Regions from separate parts of the Homo sapiens genome. Here region 1 is linked to region 2. The links are chromatin contacts, found by Hi-C or POLR2A ChIA-PET in ENCODE. All regions are on one chromosome and are shown on one strand. Each heading gives the region's core, a stretch centred on a gene start or an enhancer-like site at or near the end of the contact. The rest is flanking DNA. Distances are from core to core; before and after follow the strand shown.

Region 1 (2,700 bases), core at 70-2,569, 180 kb before region 2:
TACACACGCAGCCACAAAAGCTTCCTCTATCACACACTTGAGCGAACTTCAATGAAATACCTACCTCGAACTTCACGGAGACTTACAAATTCATTCTCTAAGCCACCTGACTTCTTTTTCACATCATTCCCAATTATATAGATTAGAATACCAATGCGGGGAGGCGGAGGTGGAGGAGTGAGGTGGGCCGAGAGGGCAGACAGATTTCCGGACGAATACTTAGGATGGCGATAACAGCTTTCTGTTGTCAAAGGTTGCGTTGTGTCCCTGTCCCTGCCCTTTTGCCTTAATGTCCTACGCACAGTTATCTACGGCTACAACATGTGTTTTCTCAGGGTGGATTTTTTGGAGGGGAGGTGAAGGGGAGAAAAACAGACCCCCGCCACGCAGATCTGTCACTCCGGAACAAGGCGCAACTCTCCAAGAGGGGGACGCATCCTCGGGATCAGCGCGTCCACCAGCGAGCGGCGGGCGCCCGGGCCCCTTTCTCTCCCTCCACTCCCCCTCCGCGTCGGCCCCTCGGAGCGCCCTCCTCCCGCTCCTCCTCCTCCTTTCCCCTCCCCAGCCAAGTACGCAAACCCGCCCCGGCCCGGCAGCCGCGGCTCCCGGCCACCCGCGCCCTCTCGGGGCTCCGCTCGCTCGGCTCTCGTCCCTCTGCCTGTCCTGCCCCAGCCCCTCGGTCCCAGCTCACAGAAACTAACCCTGGAGTGCCCGGAAGGGCAGGAGCGGAAGACGCCGGGGGACGGCGGCCCGGCCCTGGGCTCCTGCCCCCTGCCCCCTCCGGCGCCCCAACAGGTAGCTCACAGCGGGCCGCGCGCCCTGGCTCTGCCTCCCTCGCTCTCGAGATCGCTCGCTCCGTCCCGGTTACCTGGGCGGGCTCCAGGATGGTACCGCGCGGGAGGGCTCCTTGTGCGCTGCGCCGCAGGAGTAAATGGCATTAAAGAAAAAGGGAAAGATACAAATAAAAAAAATTAAAAGGAAGGGGAGTCGGTGCTAGGTCAATTGTCACAGTCCGGGGAGCAAGGGAACAGAACCCCCCAGCGCCGCGGCCGGCGTAGCCCGTTAACTCAAGTCTGCGGGGGTGTCCCGCCCCGGGTGGGGGCAGCGCAGAGCGGCAGAAGTTTGCCGCCGGGGTTCCAGGAGGTGCGCGCGGAGCGGGGTGACTAGGGGCTTCACCCTGGAACAAGTGAAGGCGATGGTTAGTGCTGTCAATCTTGGCAATCAGTGTGAGCGGCCATGTCGTAAGTATTCAAAGCATTTCCCGTCGTGCAACATCAGAAAGTGAGTGGCCAGGGCATTGATCTGAGCGAGGGAGAGGAGGCTGGGCTCCCCTCCCAGACAACACAGGCAAGATGAGACAAGAGGCGAGGGAGGCAGCGAGCCAGGCAGAGAAGCTGGGAGGGAGGAGGGCGGGCCGGGGGAAGAAGGAGGGGAGAGCGGGAGGCAAAGGCAAGAGAGAGCCGCAAAGAGAGAGGAGGGCAGAGACATCGGCGAGACCAGAGGTTGGAACTGGGGAAAGCGCCTGGAAAGAGACGGTGAAGCAACTACTAGGGGAGAACTGGAAGGAGACAAAGAAGAGAGAAAGTCGGGGTCAGAGGAGAATGGGGACAAGTACTAGGTGGGGGAGAGGCAGGCTGAGGGGAAAACGACCAAAAGAGCTCTATTGGGGCTAGGGCTGCTGGGAGGAGGAGTCAGGAGAAAGGCAAACTGTAGCGTGGAAAAGGTAGGCAACTCGGGGAGAAAAAAAAGGAGCAAACTGGAGAAAGTGAGGAAGTCAAATGGTAAAGGAAAATGTATGAATGGTAGCTTGTGCTTTGGAAAAGTTAGGTGACAGAAGGAGGCATGGGCTGAATGTTGAGAAGTACTAAGAGATAGAACTGGACCACAAAAGCGAGTCACGAGACAAACGGAGAAGGGGAAGGACAGGCAGGCCAGGGAGAAGACAAGAAGGGTGGATATTAGGATGAACAATAAGAAGGATGAAGGAAAACGAAAAAAAGAAGTAGTCAAAAGAGAGAAAAGAAAGAGATGAAGGAAGCAGAGATGATGAAAACACACCACTTAGTAGGATCTCAGCAAATGGGGGAAGAGAAACATTTTAAACGATGGAGGAGGAGGCGTTGAAAAAAAAAAAAGAAAAAGCAATTCACACAGGAGATTCCTAACATATGTAGGTGGCAGTGTTCTGGAGGCCATATGGATTATATAGTTTATGGATTCAAATTATTATAAATAACAGGACATGTACAAATCACCAAAAAATTATTACACTTTCACGGCAATAAATAAAACAATTCCACAATTGTTATACTGTTATATGGATAAGTCTTCATTGTATGGGATTGAGTGGATGATATATGTATATTACCTCAACTTTGTAGAGGAAAAGATTTGGAGAAACAATTTCAAGAGGGGTGGTTTAAAGGTTGTTGAAGATGAAAACAGTTTCAGTCACCCAGGATGACATATAAAAATGCCTAAGTCAGATGTAGAAAATTATGTTAATAAAAGACCCCCAGACAAAACCTAAATAAAGATTCCCTTTGAGTCATGTGTAGGGTAGATTATAGATTTGAAGGACATAGAATGTCATAAAGAAGTAGACACCTGAAACTTAATCTCAGTGCAAAAAAAGCTGGAGGACCAGGACAGGGAATAATCATGGTCTCAGGTAGTAGAGATGCAGAATATAAAAGATAG
Region 2 (2,700 bases), core at 91-2,590:
TTCCATTCACCATTGTCTCCCTCTGTCTAATGCAGGGACTTAGTACTTAGTAGCCCTCCAACTAATTCTCCCTGAATGGATGGATAATGGATAAATGGATGATTGACAGGTGGGTGAATGAAAGGATGTGATGGTGCTTTCTGTCCCTAAAAAAGCTCTTCTGATCTAGACAGGAGGCAGCTATGCTGAATCTACTGCTGGCCAGAGGAAAATGGCCCCAAATTTCACCTCACCAGCATCTCCCGTGGACCTAGTGGCAAACTCGGCTTGGTGAAACCTTGCTTGGACTAAGAACACGAAAGGAAGCTTCTGCATGCTCCAGGAACTTTTTCCTCCCTGAATTACAAAAGCACACTAAAATGGGGTGGGTTGAAGCTCCTAAAAACAAGCTTAATCCAATCCCAGGGCAAATCAGGTCATGGATTTAAACCCACACGCAGCCCTTTCACTCTGTTGGAGATGGCAAGAAATAAGCTCTTCTCTGTTACTCCAATGAGGACAGATTTAGAGGAAGGAAGCAGATTACATTGTAGCAGGAGGAATTTAGGTTAGAGATAAGGAAGAACTTTTTCCCTGGGCTGGCAGGCAATCAGGACACTACAGAACACACTTCCCCTGCCAAGGCAGCATGTTGGGGCTTCTTTTGTGAATCTGAGAACGCACAGACCTTTGGCTGTTTCAGATGGCAAAGGAACAAGGTCTTGGGGCAGGGGACCAGCCTTGTTAACTCCTAGAGCCCCAGCAGACCCCAAAACTCAACAACTGTACAGGCATCTATCTTATCCACACACTGTTCCTTTGTTCCCAAAGACCAGAGGAACCCCTAACATACTGAGTCAGGTAGATACCATTGGCAAATCAGCTTGTGAATGGGCCTGGCACCACCTCTTAAGACAGCAGGAAGGCTCTGGAAGACACAGGTCCTCCTCAGTTCTCACTCTCCTATCACACAGACCTGGGGGAAAGTTTTATTGAGGTCTCGCCTCGATCCATCCTTCATGTGGTGAGAACATTTCCTCTTGTGCAGTTTCCAGGCAGGCCAAGTCCTTGTACAAATGCTTTTGGTACATTTATGGGTCACTGTGTGATTCATTCAACACAGTCAAAGATGCAGCAAAGATGTACCACGTACCCACTGTGTGCCAGGCCCTGTGCCAGGGACTAGGGATACAAAGGTGAACCAAGCAGCCATAGACGCTGCCCTGAAGAGCTTAGGAATAGCATCGACATAGGCCACAGGAGACAATCTACGTCTTGAAGACACTGAGTGTGTCATCCCGAGTTCCCTTTCTCTCCCCTTGGGTAGAGACATTTCCTGATGGGTAGAGATCCAGGAGTTACTTGCTCTCCTGGGCCTGCCCTGTCATGATGCATGTGAGCCACCAGAGGGCACCAGAAGAATTCAGACCAGAACTCTGCACTGTCTCCTAGCTTCTACCATGGCTGGAAATTTCGCCTGTGATTTTCAAACCTGCCCCCCATTTTCCCCTAGTCAGACTGCCCAAGTTGGCCTCACCAGCCAGTTGAAAAGCCAACCCCTGGTGTTGCAGGGAACATTTCCTAACAATAACAACTGCTGCTCACGTGCCTACTATGTGGCTTTGATCGCTAAACCTCCCAAGAACATGTGCAGTTACTTAATCCTCTTCACAACCCACTTCACTGTTGAGGAAACTGAAGCACAGAGAAGCTAAAATTGCAATTTGCCCTAAATTACAGAGAGTTTTGAACCTTCATCGAAACATCTGGCCTCCTTTCATTGCCTTAAGCTGCTATCCATCCATCCTCCTAGGCCACACTGAAGCTGAGCCATGTCCCTGTTCAGGATGATACCCCACAGTGGGAAGGTGGATCAGGCTGGGAACTTGAAGGCCATGTCTCCTGGAGGACATGAAGGAAGTGCCTGCCCTCACCTCTCTGCTGATGTCCAAGTCATAGTCTTGAGGCTCCAGGTCCAACTCAGTGACAGGCATGGCCTGCACTTTCAACCAGCCATTCTCCTCCTTGTCCTTTTTTTCCCCTTGCACGACCCGTTCCAGCAACTGCAGGTCAAAGTCCTGCTCACGCTTCCACTGGCAACAGAACAAGAGGTTAAACGTAGTCGCTTCCTGATTGCTGAAAGAGCCCGGCTGGTCACCTTTTTCCATGGGGTCCTTTGGAAGATGAACCTGTGATCCCCTTAGGGAAAAGCTGTATGTGCAATAGAGAATGAAGCTGCTGTCCCCTTCATATGGGCTGTTCCAGACTGCTAAGTGCTCTCTGATCTGGGTTCCCAGAGGTTTCAAACATACACCCTTGGGGCACAGGTCTAAGACTCATGACTTCAGGCTCACAGTGGTCCCCAGGGAAATAGAAGGCTCCCAGAGAGGGTGACCTCCAAACAACTTGGGACAGAGTTCTAGAGAAGGGATTTGTCCCTTCCACTCTCTACAGCTGGTTCAGGAGACATACGTCCCAGGCTCAGAATTAATGGAAAAACACGCCCTTCAAGGCCCTGCTAAGCAAGAAGAATAACCAAGGATCTTTCTATTGGGAATTTTCAACAAGATAACATTCGTAGGTGGGGGATCTCGCACTTACAGTAGGGCTGGGGAGGTACAAGCAAAAGCAGCTTGGAGCCAATGAGGCAGAAAAACTGCTGTATGAGACCCATCTATTTGAGATAGATGTTTTCTTTAAATTAGAAAAAAAAACTAAATC

The links. Hi-C counts contacts between places; a loop is a spot of excess contacts on that map. ChIA-PET counts read pairs that join two places held with the same protein, here RNA polymerase II (POLR2A). Pooled maps may share reads with other maps.
Region 1: a pooled map shows a loop between it and region 2 (2.5-fold over the local background). The contact joins two enhancer-like sites. A Hi-C loop is called at or near these places in 1 of 50 pooled maps. POLR2A ChIA-PET finds 5 or more read pairs at or near these places in 2 of 52 experiments (A673 and HEK293T).

Annotation. Positions count from the first base shown.
Region 1 is chr11:16,606,477-16,609,176 of GRCh38, forward strand. It overlaps a transcript of SOX6 not described here. Among named protein-coding and RNA genes, the nearest start is that of C11orf58, 130 kb to the right of the region's middle. RefSeq lists enhancers at 646-1,147, 1,148-1,647. Within about 2 kb of position 1,320, at least 26 of the 41 ENCODE cell types and tissues checked have a DNase peak (open chromatin) inside an H3K27ac peak, as active enhancers do.
Region 2 is chr11:16,784,316-16,787,015 of GRCh38, forward strand. It overlaps PLEKHA7 (pleckstrin homology domain containing A7), which reads right to left. Exons shown (of 27, transcript NM_001329630.2): 24 at 1,914-2,072. Among named protein-coding and RNA genes, the nearest start is that of C11orf58, 47 kb to the left of the region's middle. Within about 2 kb of position 1,341, at least 5 of the 41 ENCODE cell types and tissues checked have a DNase peak (open chromatin) inside an H3K27ac peak, as active enhancers do.